Linked DNA regions of Homo sapiens: all the other regions are linked to region 1. Evidence: chromatin contacts called from ENCODE Hi-C or POLR2A ChIA-PET data. All regions are on one chromosome and are shown on one strand. Each heading gives the region's core, a stretch centred on a gene start or an enhancer-like site at or near the end of the contact. The rest is flanking DNA. Distances are from core to core; before and after follow the strand shown. Region 1 has its middle 34 kb from the start of LINC02435. Region 2 has its middle 340 kb from the start of LINC01091. Region 3 overlaps AFG2A (AAA ATPase AFG2A). Region 4 overlaps AFG2A (AAA ATPase AFG2A).

Region 1 (4,301 bases), core at 1,292-3,791:
AGAACAACAGTTGTGCTGAGGTGTGACCACTAAGGTGGCTGGGTAGTTTATTCACTGCACAAGGGCTTGCTGCCACACACAAGATGAAATTTCAGAGTTTTGGGTGCCATGGATATTGCAAATTATAATATGATGGACCTTTAAGGATGCCTTATGAACAGATGAAGCTGCCAATGTTATCTCCATAAATGTCAAATGCCTAACATTATAGATATAGGAGGCAGGATGCAGTTAATCTTATCCCCCAATCACGAGCACATACAGGAACTGGCAGGAAGTAATACATGCTTTAAACCAATTTTAAGGCCACGATCTTTTGCAGATAGATGTCTGTATTCTTCTGAACAGAGATGTGTAGTAGTCAGATATACGTTGGGAAATCCATGTCCCTCCTCAAGAGACCTGTCTGATGATGAGAAAATTGTCTTTACTCAAGAATCTAAATTACCCAATTTCATTACACCATGGTGTGGACCATCAGCGGCCAAGTATAATTTTTAAATTCATCTTTCTTTGCTCTCCTTTTCCCTGAAACCTACCTACAGAGTCAGCTAGGTGCTTGGTTTTATAGGCAATTTGTCACAGTTTTTTTTTCATAGCTAAAGATTACTGAAATATTTGAGACTTTTTTTTAGACAGGGTCTCGCTATGTTGCCCAAGCTGGCATGCAGTAGCTATTCATAGGAACGATCACAGCAGCCTCAAACTCCTAGCCTCCAGTAATCCTCCTGTTTCAGCCTCCCAAGTAGCTGGGACTACAGGCTCACTCTGCACCCAGCTGAGACTCGTTTTTTAACTTCACATTGTAAAAAGCAAATAGTCAATTCATTCACGTAGGTTTTTTAAAAGCCAATTAAGTACATAAACCATTATTTGTGTAATACAAGTTCAAATAATGAAAAAGTCTCCTTTTTTAAAACCTTTAACTAGTTCTTTTGGCATCACAGATACATATATAGATGGTTTCACATGGTTCCAATCCTCAAATAAAAATATTTAAATAAGATTTCATACTAACATGGCTTTATCCTGGCATTTCTTAAACAGATGCAGAAAAATTCCCTTCTAATAAATTATCTGCTCCCACTGCCGCCAACATCCACTCCATCACTACCACCAGCCCCAAATTGCTTTATTGCAGTAGAATTATGTTATAATGTTAAATTGCTATAATTCGGTTTCCAGGCTAGAGGAAAAGCAGCACATATAGTCAGTCTTTCAGAGGCACATTAGCGAATGAAAAGTATATTGCAGGAGAACTAAGGAAGTAAGTCAAGGAACTTTGTCGGGGAAGAAGGAAGTAACTCCTACAGGCTATTTACCCCTTTTACGCCACCCTCTTTGTGTATTCCTGGGGTTTGCTTTGGTTTGGGTATACAGATGTTTGAGGTAGTGAGTGATCATAATAAAAGGTGACTGCAACTTGATGACAGGGCTAAAGAATCTTGGAGAGTTCAGCTGTGCTCCACTACCTCTCTGTTCTCTCCCCAATTCCTAATGTCTTTCATGCTCAACTGAGTCCTTTCCATGTAAAGAGTGACTGATATGGGGACCACAGCAAACATTTTTGCAACACAATTTCTTGCTGTAGAAAAGCAGTTGTAATCAAAATCAATAAAGCACTATTCCTGTGAGCCTCTACGAGACATAGAAACGATATCATTCTACCCAACCCTTCTTTGAAGTGAGATTCCACCACTACCTACCCCTTCATTTAATAAAGATTCATTTTGAATTATTATGCATCGAGTCCTCTGATAGACACAGGGCAGGGAGAAGGGGAGAGACAAAGAGGAAATGACAAGAATGTGGGCCTTGCCATCAGTGTTCTGGGAAGGGGATGGTTGAGGGAATGAGGCATTGTAAGAGAGGAATGTAAAAATCTAACTTTTTGCAGTTCTTTTTCCCCTTTAATCAAGCCCACATGTTTAACACCAGGAACTAAATGTGGTGAGGAGAGAAGGATTATAAAAATGTTCACTTTCATCCTACAGATATGAGAAAACAAGAACATATTGCCATTACTCGACAACTTTATAGCTCCAAATAATGCTAGCATGCAGTAAATCAATGCAGGCTTTCGCTGGCTCATGGAATGCATACCTCACGTTTGCTCTGAGAGGGAGCCCGTGTGATTCCATCTAGTGCCAGGCTGCCAATGGCCCTAGACGGGATTGAGGAGAAGGGGCTGGGGTTGACAGGGGGAAGTGGGGGTCCGATCTGCTCTCAGAGCCAACAAATTCTCCAATCCCTAGTCCCTCAACAACCTTCCTTCTCTTCTTAAGGAATGACAGAAATCAGGAAATATTACTTCGGCTTGCAGGCTTCTGTCCTGGCCTATCAAACCCACAGAGAAGTCTCAGCAAATTACTGGAAACTGCACTTTGAACTTAGTCCCTGGCAAGCAGCCCAGTCAAACAGAAATGTAAAAGTTCCTTTCCTCCGCGGGGCCCCTGCACCAGGGTGTCCCTATAGACACTCTAGAGCTGATTGCAACAGGTTGGAATGAGGCCCCACGCCAGGAAAACAAGCCCTGACCAGTATGATTTCCTACTGCCTGTGTTGTTTCTTAAAAAGGTTTTTTTTGGCTTGTTCTCCCTCGTTTTGTTGGACTAGGTTACAGGCTCAGGTCCCATCGAGGAAAAGACTGGCACCATTTTCACAAAATGCTTAATCCTTGTTTAGTTCGAAAACTGCTCCATCAGCGCCACCAGTAAGTGTAGTCATGTTGGGGGGCAGCTGGGGGAGACTGGTCAGGCCAGTTGCTAAGCAAATTCTTAGAACTCCCAGGGAATCGAGAAGTAATTAGCTTGTAAACCCTGCAGATATTTCTACCTCCGACAAGGGAGACAATATTTCTCTGCCCACAAGGCTTCACTACGTGGTACTAAAATAAACCAACAACAGGGACTGGCATGGAATGAACAGCCTCAGCCGTGCCCGGTCCCATAGCTACTTCTCCTTCATAAGGGGAAACAAAACATTGGCCTCTTTCTAACTGTTATATTTCTAAGAAAACTCAATTTGTACAAGCAAATAAACTGACTCATTATAAAACTAAGAGGTCAACAAGAGGCAGATAAAACTAAAGGTTAGACAGCTGGAGAAACAAGCCTCTCTTCCAGCTGTAATGGGGAGCTCCTTTGGAGGAAGCAACAAGTGCCTTGGGGGATCCATCGTCAACCTGGGAAGAGGAGGGGGCAGGAGAAGAAAGAGGAGCTCTGGCACACTCAAAGCCCATTTTCTGTTGGATCAAACATTCCTTTCGGAAAAACTAAAACTGATGCAAATCATAGCCAGATCTGGCCAGCAGTGACCTAACTCTCTTAATGTGCAATTATTTTCACTGCTTTCTCATAATGGGTTATTTTTCTACATTTGTATTGTTGCATATGCAAAGTGTAAACAGGGCAGTGATCTACTCTTCTGATAATTTTATAAAGAAAATTTCCCAAATGTGTTTTTTAAAGCCCTACATTCTCCCTAAAGGTTTCACATGGATTGGTAGAACCGCTTGTTTCATCTCTCAGCCCACAGCTTACCCCTTCCCTGCCTCCCTGACCTCCAACTGACCCAGTTCTGTAATAATCAACAGTCAATGAACACCACACAATTCAAAAAAAAAAAAAGAAAATGCTATTGGGCAAAGTTGCAGTTAGGGCACTCCTGGTTAGCCCTGTCATTTTTGAGGGAGGTTCCCACAGGTTTTTTATTCTCATTGTTAATGCAGAACTTTTGCACAGCATTTTTCATCTCTTTCCCCCTCTCCTGCCTCCCAGTGGTTCTAGTAGAAGTAAGGTAAGAAAGAACAACAAACCCAAGTTTCATATCAAGTCTACAAAGATAGTATATTCAAGGTGAATCATTCTCTCATCCAAGTATTCAATGTACATTTATTATTATTCCCTCTAACAAAGCAAATATCACCATACATATATCCCTCTTAGTCTCTATGTCCTCATTTACAAAATAACCTGATACAAAAATACCTACCTCCTGGGGATGTTGTTCCAAGAGATGACAAGTGTGGGTGGTCACACCCAGCATGCAGGAGATTCCCTGGGAATAACTGCAAATAGAAGGCTGGATGCTAGATAAGAGGTGGGAGCTGGAGGGGGGCCTCTGGGTAGCAGAAGAACAAAGCCTGCTGGAGAGTATGAACTCCCTAAGAGAAAGGGCAAAGGGTGTAAAGCAGAATCAGGAACTTAGCTGGGTGGGTATCAGGAATTAGAGCAGTGTGAGCCGGGCACAGTTGTTCTGCCTGTAATCCCAACCACTCAGAGACTGAGGCCGGACAATAG
Region 2 (4,301 bases), core at 803-3,302, 430 kb before region 1:
TTTTAGAGAAATGTGTTTGCCCTGGGCTTCATCTTTCATTCTGCTAGATGGCTATAAAATGGAAAAATTAGAGAAACTTTGAAAGTCTTATGTTGAGGATAAGAGAGTTGCTTCATAAGCCATGAGCTAATCATATCTGGACTATTACTTGAAAGATAACTAAACTATACTGTTTGATTCTCTGTATTTAATGTCTCCTTGAAACAGCAGCTTAGCTCAACTAATATACTATGCTGAAGCATATAAAATTGCTGATGTTCAATGTGTTAACCTTGGCAAAATGGCAATTTAAATTTCTGTATGTTAAACTTGAAAAGCTCCTGTATCTGTTCTGGTCTCACTGTTTTCTTCAAAGAGACTTTGAATGAGGCCCTACAGCATGAGGCCCTACATTATTCTTTCAATACAGGAGGATTTCTTTGTAAACAAGAAGTGAGTAAACAAAAATAATGGTGGAAAGGAGAAATAACACAGTCGATTATATTCCGTCAGAGGGTATAAGGAGGGTCGGGCTTTGAATATTCAGAGGACTTTGTTTTCTCATATTTGCTTCAAAAATAGGAGAAATTTTTTGCAGGTATCTTTGTGTTGTCTGTTCTTCCTTCTTGTTCTGCTCTTGTGGTTTTTTTCCCCTTTGTATGCTTTGATTATTTTTTCAAGGTGTTGGGGGTTACTTATTTGTAACCAATTTTGAAGCCTAAGGTTAAGGCAGATGCCTCCAAAAAACATTCACGTTTGTTTCTGCCAGGTACCTGGAAACACTACCAATCATTTAAATAATTAAAGAATTGCTGAAAATTAAATCACAGTTTACACTGCATGATAAATACAGATAGTGTTAATTGTTGTTATAAATCCATGAGACAGCTGGCAGTCATTACAACATCTCAGGAAGTTGTTTTTTCCTCTAGCTTGGCTCAGGGTTGAGGCCAATTTCTTTGCACTCTTCTGGGGTGAGACGGATGGGGATAGTTTAATTCCTGTTCACCTTTATCCTGAGGATATAGCTTTTTGCTACTTCAGCTTTCAGGGAAGAGCTGCTACTTGACTCCTCGCCCTGGGCAGACCCTGAGCCTTGACTTCAGAACTTTATGTTCTAGTGGAGACCTCAAAACTGAAGGTCAAGTTTACCGAGTTCAACAAAGGCTTTCAGGATAAAAATGGCTTCAGTAATTGCCTTACTGCTCCAGGTTCCCGCTTTTTGTTAGAAGTTGTCCTGTGAAGCCTTTTAATGTTCCCACTTATTTGGTGCTTTCAATAATTTTTTGAAAACTTTTACCCAGTATTTCTTATTTGTTTCCAATGGGAATGTTGATTCAGATCACCTAATCAGCTATATTACCAGAAATAAAAGTCATCAGTAAATGTAAAATAATTATTTTCAACTATTACATTTGCAAAAGTATTGTGGAAGTTAGAGATGGATGTCTCTGGCACATTGATGTTTACACCACTTCACCTGACCATGCCCCTCATTATTTTATTTATATCATCTGATTCACATGGAGACTCATGAGCCAACTTGAACATGTCCACAAGGTTCAAATAGTATTTTTGAAATTAAAATTCTTGGGTAAGCACTCAATGGCTCTTGATTTCCAGACATTTTATTGGATACTTGAACTCCTCTACTCTACATCAAGACATTTCTTTATTTCATATCAAACCAAACCTCCAAAATTTGTCTCAAATACTTTTTGATTGATGACTGAAATCTTTCAAAGACAGGAATTTGAAAAAACGCACAAAGTAATTATAACAGGAAGAACAATAAAATGAGAACACATCTCAAACTATAAGTACAAAGGAATGTAGATCCTGGTCTCAAAAATATGTAGTACAAAGTTAAAATATTAGTCAAAGATCAGGAATGCAAAACAGTCTTGTTGTTTCTGTGAGTACAATGTGAAAGTTATAGTCTTTGCACAGCCTTTTTCTTTCCTTTTTCATTAGTTCTTACTTTGAGAGAATGTACAAAAGAAATTCTTTGCTCATGATGTCTACTTCATGGACTGTTAAGAGCATTGGCATCACAGAGGCAAAACGTACTATAAAACATTCCTTTGTATTTTACATAGTTCCATGGGAAGGAACTTATGCAAATTATAGTCACAGACAAAACATATCCTGGTGACATCATGATTTCACTGAAAACTTTCCAACACTAAAAAAAAAACATTGTTTTTTTTCCATCATTACCATCCCCACCAGTGGCAACAGGCACATCCAGCTGTTGTTTGTACAGAGAGAAGGCTGTTGAAGCCCCGCCCTATTTTTGCTGGTCTCATCCTTCAGCATATTTTCAGAATGCTAAAATTATTTCCTCATGTTATGACCAAGGCTGGAGTTCTTTGTTCTATAACTTCTTTCTGATTAAGATTTTTCAAGAAGTTATTAAGAATAATAAACAAATAATTCAGAGCAAATATTAAGGAATACACATATCCTTGCTTGCCATCCTGACAAAATACTAATCAGCTGCAAGCTGTTATAAAAATGAATACATAATTAAAATCATAAGCCAAATAAATTAAAGCCAATAAGAATTTCATCATAATAACCTATATCAAATTCAAAACAAGATTTTTAACTGATTTTGGTAGGAAAACCAAAAATGTCACACTTCCTAGCTTCATCATTGTGGTTTTAAGCAGAAATTATTTTGGCCAGGCAGGTTAAATATAGTGAATGCAATTATTATTTTCTTCTTAGAGGAAAATATTGGCACCAGTGCCATCATTATTATAGTGCCTAGTAACAAAATCTTCACCACTTCTGCCAAAAACACTGAAGAAAGGTAATGGAAATGCAGAAAAGTGTTTTCTGAATATATATAGGGCTGGTATTTGGCACTATACCCTCCAGGCACAGAAAGTTTCTGCGATCCCTAAAGCAGGAGACACAAGTGCCTAATATAGTGTTGGGTAATATTGTTTTACCATATATCTTGTCACATGGATAAATCATTCACCCTTAATTTGAATATGTAGGATTATTGGAGAAAAAGATTGCTATGTTATCTCATAGTCATCTTTTTGCATAGTCAAAATCTCTATCTGAAAATAACCATGAGTCTGATGCCAAAATATATTTTTCACTAGACATGTATTATATAGCAATTAATTGGGCTAAAATTCAGAAGGTGAATTTCTATTCCAAGCCTCTTAATTTGCTAATTTCTTTAAATAACCATCACAGTGATAACTTAGTAACAATGTGTTGAAGCTGAGTTAGAAGACTCAGCTTCAGGCGGAAATACTAAAATATAAAATAAATAAAAGCAGGGCTTAATCCCTGGTGTTCCTTTGGGCCTTGGGTCAATTTTCTTAACTTCTATTTGGCTTCTTTTTCTGTAAAATTAGAGAATTAGACTTAATATGGTGGCTTTCCAATTCTTTTGGAGCAACCACCCTTCGAAGTGCCCTGACAGAAATGCTCCAACAGCAGAGCTGCTGTGTTTGAAGGGGAGTGGCTATCAAAGCCCCGCTGTGGGCCCTGCTTCCCTGCAGCAGCTGCTGATGATGCTCCTGAGCACAGTTTGATAAACAATGTGCTAGGCAACGAAAAGACTCTGGACCCATTTATAATTTTACAAGCAGAAAAGAAGTAAGGAAGGGAGGGGGGAGGTAGAGAAATAAAAAAAAAAAAAAAGATGTCAAATTTGTGCTTATCTCAAAGTTTAAAATACTTTCTTAAATTTACTCATTCCAATATTTTGAAACAATGGTTGAAATTTTTTCACTGCCATTTTTTCCAAGTTATTTTCTCATAAAATAGAGCTGGAAAGCTTTTATTTTCTCTGTGCTGTAAGTATTTTCATTATATCTATCCCAGGGAGGCAGTTGTGGTAACACTACTTGGTGCAAGCCAACATCTTTTTCTCCCTCTTTCTTTCTAGCAAAGCTGATTTTTTTCAGCATGGTTATGTGCCCAGTTCAAACTAATCACTTCCCCAGGTACTTCAGCACGTTGAGATAGTCTCGAGGCAGATTTATGGCCAATCAGATGAAAGCAGAAGACTACTAGATGAAGTCTCTGGAAAGCTATTGTTTGCTTAATTTTTGAAAAGATTCATTTTTGTTGTTGTTGTTAATTTGTTGAGTGAATTGTTGGCATAAATCCTTTGCCCTTCATCCTTCCTACTTATTTCTGGATGGACTATGGGCATGATTCCAGAAGCAGAAGAAAATATTTATTTGCATATACAACATACATACCTACATATTTGCATATACAACATACTCAATGATGAGTAACTTAGAAGGATGGTTAGAATTAGGGGTTTATGTACCTAACCTAGT
Region 3 (4,301 bases), core at 1,052-3,551, 430 kb after region 1:
GCAACATTCTGTGGCTAGGCAGACCAGAATAAATATGTAAAGGAGTCAAGGAGGACAAAGAAATAGAAGAAAAATTAGGTATTACTGTGTCACGTAAAACAAAGAGGAATGTTTCAAAGAGGAAGGAGTGGACAATGACAGCTGATGGTGCTAACAGGTAATCGCAGAGACTGTTAGTTTTTCTCTTTAGTAATGAAACCCCTGAGTTAAAGCCAAATTTAAATCCCAGCCCCTCAAAATAGAGAATATATTTATTTTACAGCCTCTCTTGCAGCTGAATATTACCTTGTAGCTAAGATTAGCCAATGGGATGTAAATGATAGCTGCAATTTATGGGTTATGCTCTTAAACGGCAGGGATGAGCTATTACCTTATCTCCTAATTCTTGTTGACCTGAATGAGAACCCAACTAATGTGACAGTGAGATACTTTTTACCATGTGGCCTAAGGGATGGCACAGAAGTAATCTGAATTTCTGATACCATGAAACTACCATATTAGTTAATACTTGTTTGAATTACTTAGCTCTTTTGTCTTAAAGTATTGCCTTTAAGATTTTTAATTGAAAATGCAGTAGCCTCCATATTTCAGAATTCATCAGAGCAGATTTATGAAAACAGGTCTATATGAAGGATAATGTCCCACATATTTTTAAGCAAATACTTTAACAAAGGATACAACATATGACATGCATTAACAATGCAAGAACTTCAAGATGAAAAAAAGCATATAATACTTTTCTAAAGTTTGAAAATTATTAACAAGCATTTTAAACCTTGTATTTGGAGACTCTTACAGATAATTCTCCATTTTGCTGGGTTTTAGAGTGAGAGCTGAAGTACAAAATCACTGTAAGTAATAATGATGGGAGTACTAAAGAAGAAGAAGAAAAAGAACCACTGACCCAGAAATCACACACAGGTCTAGTCTGTGATGTCTGTTTTGTCAATTATTTAAGGGTTTAACCATAATCATTTTTTTTTCAGTCACTGAACAGAAACATCAGTATAATTTTAAGTGAACTCTCAGCTATAATAATTAAGTATATAAAAATCCATTCACTAGAATATTCAATGTTAACACTACACAACAGCTTTTCATATGTCTTAATGACTCACATTAAATAATAAAATTTAAAAACTCCAACTCTAACTTTAAAAAAAATTTGTGTTCTAACAACAATCTCCCCAAATTACTTCTTGGGTAGATGTTTCGGATGGTTGTTGGAGATGCTGCATTTTTTTAAGCCTGTAGAGAATTACCAAAAGCCTGACTCAAGTATCAGAAAAAGTTTAAACTAAGAAAACAAAAAGCAACAATTATTAAATCTGTTTTTATGTTTACCCTGAGATACTTCTACCAATAATTTCCCACAAACTACCAGGGAGATACTTCTTTCTCAGACACAATGGTTTTTTTCCCAACTAAATGCATTTCTGAACTTAAACGCATGAAAAGTTAATAAACGGAAGGAAAAGCAAATTCAGAGCTGTCATTTTAAAATTATATTCTTAAAGGGTTTAAGGGTATCATTTGTGGAACACAAAGAGATTTCCTTCTCAACAACATTCCAGGACATCACTCTTTCCTGCCTACCAGCAGACAAGATTATACTTGTCTGGTATGTCAGTAAAGTATTTACACAAAGACAGTTTTTCAGAATCTTCTCATTGTGAACACAAAACAGGAAATACAGTAATACCATCAGTATATGTTAAACACTGTTTAGTATAAACTGTATTTTTTCCTTAATGAGTACTAGCTTAACCTCCAGGAGGAAGAGGTGAAAATAAGCACATCTAAAAACACATTATCACTAGTTGTTTGCAGCCAGCCAAAGAAAAGGTTAAGGAAGAAAAACTCAATAAAACTTTCCAAACTACATTTTAGTTAGTGTTATACTATAGCCTCTAATAAAAACTCATTTTTCTCAAGTTCATAGGGGAAAATAAAGGTATTCCATAAAAGTTAATATTTTTGAATAAAAAATAGCCTAATTAATAACAGGCAATTTAACAGAAATACTGCTTCTGAGGCAGAAAAAACAAATTTCTATGTAAAGTGGCCATCCATCAAAAACACCAAATAATAAAGCATTTCATGATCTAAAAAAATTAATTCCTTTTATTTAAATTTATTAAAAAAAACTGTTTACCTTCCGTGGCTAAACAGTAATACAATTCTATCAGCTTACCAACTGAAGAGCTTTGAAATGTATTTACAAACTGATTATATAAAGTACAGCTTGTGTCCTAAGCAGAAAAACACAGAGAAAATTTTAATTTCCCATAAGATAGTTGAATGAACTATGGTTTGACTGCCCTCTGCTGATGTGAAATTTTTACAACTATAAAAACTGATATGATAAAACTGTGATATTATGATTTTAAAATAACTGTTTCTACTCAGATCCTGGTTTCATTATTGACTTCCTGTGAAAACTAAAGAGATTTAAATATTTAGCTTCTGTGTCTTATGTTTATTTATTTTTAGAGACAAGAGTCTCACCCTGTCACCCAGGCTACAGAGCAGTGGCAAGATCACGGATCACCATAGGCCTCAACCTCTAGGATCTAGCTAGCAATCCTCCTGCCTCAACCTCCTGAGTAGCCAGGGCTACAGCTGATTTTTCAATTTTTGTAGAGACAAGGTCTCCCAAAGTTTCCCAGGCTGGTTTCAAACTCCTAGCCTTAAGTGATCCTCCTGCCCCAGGCTCCCAAAATGTTGGGATTACAGGTGTGGGCCACTGCACTTGGCCATGTAGTCTTATTTTTAATTAACGGGCAAAATTCATGAAACAACTATTATCTGACGGCTATCAAAAATATGATTTGATCTCTGTATTAGTTCCTTCTCATGCTGCTAATAAAGACATACCCAAGGCTACTGGGTAGTTTATAAAGGAAAAAAGTTTAATTGACTCATAGTTTGGCATGGCTGGGGAGGCCTCAGGAAACTTACAATCATTGTGGAAAAGTAAGCAAACACATCCTTCTTCACATGGTGGCAGGAAGGAGAAGAATGAGAGCAAAAGGGGAAAAGCCCCTTATAAAACCTTCATATCTCATGAGAACTCACTGACTATCATGAGAACAGCACGGAGGTAAGCACCCCCATGATTCAATTACCTCCCACCAGGTCTCTCCCATGACATGTGGGGATTATGGGAACTATAATTTGAGATGAGATTTTGGTGGGGACACAGCCAAACTGTATCAATCTCTCTGACCTCAAGATACTTACATGTTATTAGAAAGACAGGAAAAACCTGGAACACATGAACTATTAGAGAACATCAAGAACTAAGCTAGGTGGTACAGAAGACAAGTAAGCTAGAGAAAAAAGATTTGTAGAGCCAATTTAGTAAAAACTAAACAAAACCTCAAAAATAAAAAATTCATGGAAAAGGCTGTTAAGACAGGCAGTCAAGGAAAAGTAATGAGCATGGTTTTAGATGAAAGAGGAGGAGACAAAATAAGCAAAAGCCTGGAGAAAATAATGAATGTATAATAGTACGTGCATATCACATGACTACCAGAAGACATAATTGCCAAGATAAAAGGTAAATGTTCAGTGAAAACAGAAAATACTATAATGGTAAGATGCTGCATGGGGTATGGGCAACTTTTGCAAAGTGAAAAAGCCAGAATGAAGAGCTGGACTTGATGAGGCAAACAAGGAGTCCCTGTATGTTCCTTAACAGTATATCACTCCTTTAGGAAGAATACTATAAAACAGAATGAATATGAAATGGTGGAGAAAGAGACTGAAGGCAGAGAAACGAGTCAAGAGGCAATGGCAGTAATAAAGGAAATAACTCAACCAGAAGAGTAATGGTAATAGAGCAGAAAAAAGAAATTGAGATAAAATAATTGAGATTTCAAATTTTGAATTATAAAACAAAACCGGAGGCTGGACTGGATTCAGATTTTTGTTTAAATATTTGCCATATTAAGGTGATTATTAAATTCCACTGAAATAAAAGAGTACTAGACTCAGAGTCAGCAGAAGGGAAAAGTGTCATGTCATCAAAGCTAATAGGGTACAGGGTTTCAAGATACAGGTACTCAGCAGGATAAAATTTATGGAATTGAACACAGTAAGAAAGGAAACCATTAAATTTTGTTCAGTAGTCACTGGTGACTTTCACAAGTTCACTTTTAATATATTTGGTCTGTGAGGAGAAACTAGGGAGCTAAAATTTTTAAAATTGAGATGAGCTACAGAAACTAGATGGAACAATTAACTTTAGGCAAAAAATGTCCTTCTCTGACAGTGTAGGAAAGGAGCAGCAGATAATA
Region 4 (4,301 bases), core at 955-3,454, 300 kb after region 1:
CAGCTATTTCTTTTGTATTTTCAGTAAAGATGGGGTCTTGCCATGCTGCCCAGGCTGGTCTCAAACACCCATGTCCAAGTGATCCACCCACCTTGGCCTCCCAAAGTGCTGAGATTACAGGTGTGAGTCACTGTGCCCAGCCCACAGTAGCTTTATTCACAATAGTAAAATTGTAAACAACCCAAATGTCTACCAACTTATGAGTGAATAGTCAAAATATATAATGGAATACTACTCAACAATAGAAAGGAAATACTGAACACTCAACAATGTGCATGAGTCTCATCATGCTGAGTCAAATAGAACAGACATAAGAGAGTACATACTGCATTTATATAAAATATTTACAAAGTCCAATCTAATCTATAGTAGCAAAAAGCAGACTAGTGGTTGACTGCAACCTGAGGAAGAGGGAAAAATGGACTGCAAAAGGGCAAAAGCAATCTTTTGAGGGTGATGGGGATGTTCTGCACCTTAATTGCAGAGGTGGTTTCACAGGTTTACACAAGTCTAAATTAATTGACTTGTACATATAAGTTGATACAATTATTGTGTGTAAACTGAAACTAAATAAAAGGGATTAATAAAGAGTAGTAACTTGCATTTGTTAGACTCCCAGTATTTATAAATCAGTAAATTTAAAGAGGAATAAAGATATTTTAAAATTTTCTCTATCTGGAAAGATTATCTTCTTTGACTAAGCAGTTTGGAAAAAATCACGTAAGAAGTCATGTAAGAGAAAGAATACTTATTTAACAAGCTGTGACAGATCAATTTCTATGATTTAGCCATGAATTTGGTGACATATATTACAACCATTTCACAATCTCATAGTTAATTTGTTTTATTTTTGTTTGTTTTGTTTTGTTTTAATGTACTTCACCATGTTCATACTTAGAGTTCCAAACAGACTGTTCAAATCCATGGGGTCATATCATCATATCTCATACCAGTGCTTTATAAAATACTCGAGTGAATGTTAACAAATGTAATGGAAAAAAGGGTTTTCTTGTTAAATAAATTTGGATAACACTGTGTAGAAACAAAATAAAAGGTTTGTATAGGTTTCTATATGAAGGAATTTTTGGAAATTATATTAATGGGTAATAAAAATATCTAGGAGAAACCTATGGTAGTATGTAAAAATTCTATTTTAAATTCCCAAACTCTAATCATGGAACATCTCAAAAACTAATATTTCTTTTCCACTTTGGAAAATGCTGTTGTATACTTTTTGTATATGTTATAATACCTAGAAGAGGGTGATTGTCTATCAAATATATATCAATCAATCCTTAACTTACGTACAAATTAGCTGGCAAAAATTCAATTAGGAAAATCATAAAATAAATATATTTCCCTTGCTTAAAAATGAGTGTTTTAATTCTTTGCAGACAATTCTGTACACCTTAAAATGTATTTTATCAAAGAATTCAAAACTCCATTTCAATCATGGAAATCACTTCTTTCTACCTAAAACAAATACAGGACTTAGGAAATAAAGATGATTTCAGTAAATACATATTTAAAAAATTGAAAATGTTATCTAAGACAAATAACATTAATATTTATATAGCACTTAAGGATCTATGAAGCATCTTTCACATACTGTAGCTCATTTAATATTCCCCCAAATTTTGGGAATTAGATATTATTATATCCTTATTAAGACAAAGAAAATGAGGCCCAAGGTCGTACAATAACTTACAGAAACTGCGCTGAAATCTGGGGTTTCTAAATGTTGAAGCAGTCCTTTTTAATTTTACTATTTTGACACTACATGATACTCATTATTGATGAACAAACAAAATTCTCTTTCTGAAATATAACTAACAAACTTCAACAATTCTCTCATCAAAAAAATTATTAAGCATCTACTATATGCCAGATTGATTTACTTGCTGGGGATACAGCCTTGGAGAGCTTGGTTATTTTTTTAAAGTTGAAGTTGTCCTTTTCACCCTATTGGAATAATAAATTCTAGGCTATTTTAAAATTTCCTTTCTAATAGTTGAAAGAACACAGCAAAGGATATACAGCATACATGTCAGCTAAGTCACTGGAACACTCAGCATACATCTGTGTGTGCTTATTTATTTATTTTTTTTAGCTGTAGCTATCCTCAGGCAGTGCAGGTTGAGTATACTTCAATGATTATTATAACATTGTCTGGGCCAACAGCCAGCTAGGCTTTTTCTGGCCTGGTCTTGTCAGTGAAAGTTATGCTTAAAAAATAGTAGGAAAGAGCCTTCCTTCCTGTAGAACTCTGAATGAGTAAACACCCTTCCTAGAATTTCTTTAAAAATACTGTTTTGGGATATTAGGGTGGAAGAATGTATTCTGAATAATAGCATGTTCTATTATTATTAAAATCACTATATGACAACTCAATGAAAAAAGAAGCCAAGGCTTTCTAATATTCTGAACCCTATGGCTCCAAGGCCATGTTGGATATCGTGGTCTGTCCATTAAAACTTTATTAAAAAACACAAATCATAGAACAAACTCCCTTTCTGAGAAGTTATTCAAGACCTTGGGCAAGTCTCTACATCTGTAACAGCCTCAGTTTCCTCATGTGTGAAAATGAAGGCGGCTCTTTAATTACAGGTGCCTATGTGCATTTGACAGAAATTCCCCTCAAACTATACATACAAAAAATACTCCCAATTTTGCAAATAATTCCAGGGAGTTCACCTGAACTCTGCTTGTGTGCTCCAGACTAAAAATTATCGTATTGGATGACCTTTTAAATGGGCCTTCCAGCCCCCAGTTCTAGGACCCCCTGCCATTCTTATATAACAAAATATCCACAGCTTACACTGCATAGTCATTACTGTAAACATGTTAGTTTATTATGAAACCAATATCCTTCTTTTCTTCTGACCTTTATATCAAGGACTCAAAACATCTGGTATTTCACATGAAGGAGTCTTAACTATCAAACCTTATACCACAATTATAAGGCTGCCTTTTCTTTTTTATAAATTCTGAAATTCAACACTTATAGTTTCATGTTCTATCAAATGCTCAAATCTAATTTCATTAACATAGAAATACTTGTTCAGACAAAAGTATTAAAATAGACACCTTGAAAAATCAGGTCCCATTGGCTCCCATTCATTTAAAATAATCAACAAGGGTGTGTATGTGTATATAGGGAGTGCCTTCCTCTAGGAAAGGAAAGCAGCACTGAGCCTTTATACTTTAATAAAAACATATCAATGAATCATGATTCATGGAGAGAATAGTTCCAGAAACCAGGGAGAAAGGTGGATCTTTGGTAACGGCTCTGAATTATCTCAAAGAAACCTTGGATTTATTCTAGGTATCTATTTCTTCCTCTAAATCCAACTAATGCATAGACCTGGCTAACACTACTTAAATCTCTCTTAAACCTGTCACTTCTACCCATTCTTCTTTATTGTGTATTTGTGTGTTTGTTTACTGTCTGTCTTTCCCAACAGATTGTAGACTGTATGTAATGGCAGGAATCATATTCATTTTATTCAACACTGTAAGCTCAGCTATGGCACATATAAGGCACCCAATAAATGTTTACTCAGTGATATCAAGCCAACACAATCATTTGTCTAGAATATCATAACTGCTGTGCTAGTTGTTTTTCTGCCTGCAGTCTTATTCTTTCCTTCTTTTTCCTTGCTTTATCTACATCATGGCTAATGTGATCATTTTAACTGCAAATACCTTAACTTCCTATTTTCTAATCATTTAATTGCACATCAAAGAAAAAAGTCCAAGTTCAAGTATAGCATTTCTCACCCTGTGAGAAAAGAAAAGGAGCTGTAGATAAGATAGGAGTTACACTAAAATCATAGAAACTTGAAATGCTATACTTGAACTTGGACTTGCTTAGGAGCACCTAAACACCCAGTTAGTAAAACTCACCACGCTGCTTTCTGCCTCCCTGTTTTCGCACATATTTCTCCCTCTGCTCAGAATGACATTTTATCTCTTTGTCTATCAGGGAAGCTCCACTTCTTGTTCAAGTCTCAGCTTAAAAGTCTTCTCTTTTATTGAAACTTCTATGACTCTTCCAAGTACATAAATGAATTTTAAACTTGTAATTTGGCATACAAGGTTAAAAGTGAGGGCAAAAGAATCAGCTTAGCTGGAGGAAAATTCTAGCTCAAAAACTTATTAGCTGTGTGTTTGGACAAATCAGCAGGTGTTTTTATATCTATATTGATATAATGTGCTTAGCTCAGTGTTTGGCATATGGCATGTATGCTTCAGTAAGTATTAAATGCTATTATAGTGATTACTCTTCTTGTATAATTATC

Evidence for each region. A loop is a pair of places that touch in the nucleus more often than their neighbours do. ChIA-PET counts read pairs that join two places held with the same protein, here RNA polymerase II (POLR2A). Pooled maps may share reads with other maps.
Region 2: a map of endothelial cell of umbilical vein shows a loop between it and region 1 (2.8-fold over the local background). The contact joins two enhancer-like sites. A Hi-C loop is called at or near these places in 2 of 168 maps with a recorded cell type or tissue (cardiac septum and endothelial cell of umbilical vein) and 1 of 50 pooled maps. POLR2A ChIA-PET finds 5 or more read pairs at or near these places in 1 of 52 experiments (HepG2).
Region 3: a loop to region 1 is called in a map of tibial artery, with 3 times the contacts of the local background. The contact joins two enhancer-like sites. A Hi-C loop is called at or near these places in 10 of 168 maps with a recorded cell type or tissue (IMR-90, Right ventricle myocardium inferior, cardiac septum and 6 more), 4 of 37 single-sample maps with no recorded cell type and 18 of 50 pooled maps. POLR2A ChIA-PET finds 5 or more read pairs at or near these places in 1 of 52 experiments (T-cell).
Region 4: a loop to region 1 is called in a map of endothelial cell of umbilical vein, with 1.9 times the contacts of the local background. The contact joins two enhancer-like sites. A Hi-C loop is called at or near these places in 1 of 168 maps with a recorded cell type or tissue (endothelial cell of umbilical vein) and 5 of 50 pooled maps.

The regions. Positions count from the first base shown.
Region 1 is chr4:123,553,756-123,558,056 of GRCh38, reverse strand. No RefSeq gene overlaps it. Among named protein-coding and RNA genes, the nearest start is that of LINC02435, 34 kb to the right of the region's middle. Within about 2 kb of position 2,541, at least 28 of the 41 ENCODE cell types and tissues checked have a DNase peak (open chromatin) inside an H3K27ac peak, as active enhancers do; they include mammary epithelial cell, where a contact is called at or near this core.
Region 2 is chr4:123,984,287-123,988,587 of GRCh38, reverse strand. No RefSeq gene overlaps it. Among named protein-coding and RNA genes, the nearest start is that of LINC01091, 340 kb to the right of the region's middle. Within about 2 kb of position 2,052, at least 14 of the 41 ENCODE cell types and tissues checked have a DNase peak (open chromatin) inside an H3K27ac peak, as active enhancers do.
Region 3 is chr4:123,125,396-123,129,696 of GRCh38, reverse strand. All of the region lies in intron 14 of AFG2A (AAA ATPase AFG2A), which reads right to left. Among named protein-coding and RNA genes, the nearest start is that of AFG2A, 200 kb to the right of the region's middle. Within about 2 kb of position 2,301, at least 3 of the 41 ENCODE cell types and tissues checked have a DNase peak (open chromatin) inside an H3K27ac peak, as active enhancers do; they include mammary epithelial cell, where a contact is called at or near this core.
Region 4 is chr4:123,248,899-123,253,199 of GRCh38, reverse strand. All of the region lies in intron 14 of AFG2A (AAA ATPase AFG2A), which reads right to left. Among named protein-coding and RNA genes, the nearest start is that of SPRY1, 150 kb to the left of the region's middle. Within about 2 kb of position 2,204, at least 4 of the 41 ENCODE cell types and tissues checked have a DNase peak (open chromatin) inside an H3K27ac peak, as active enhancers do.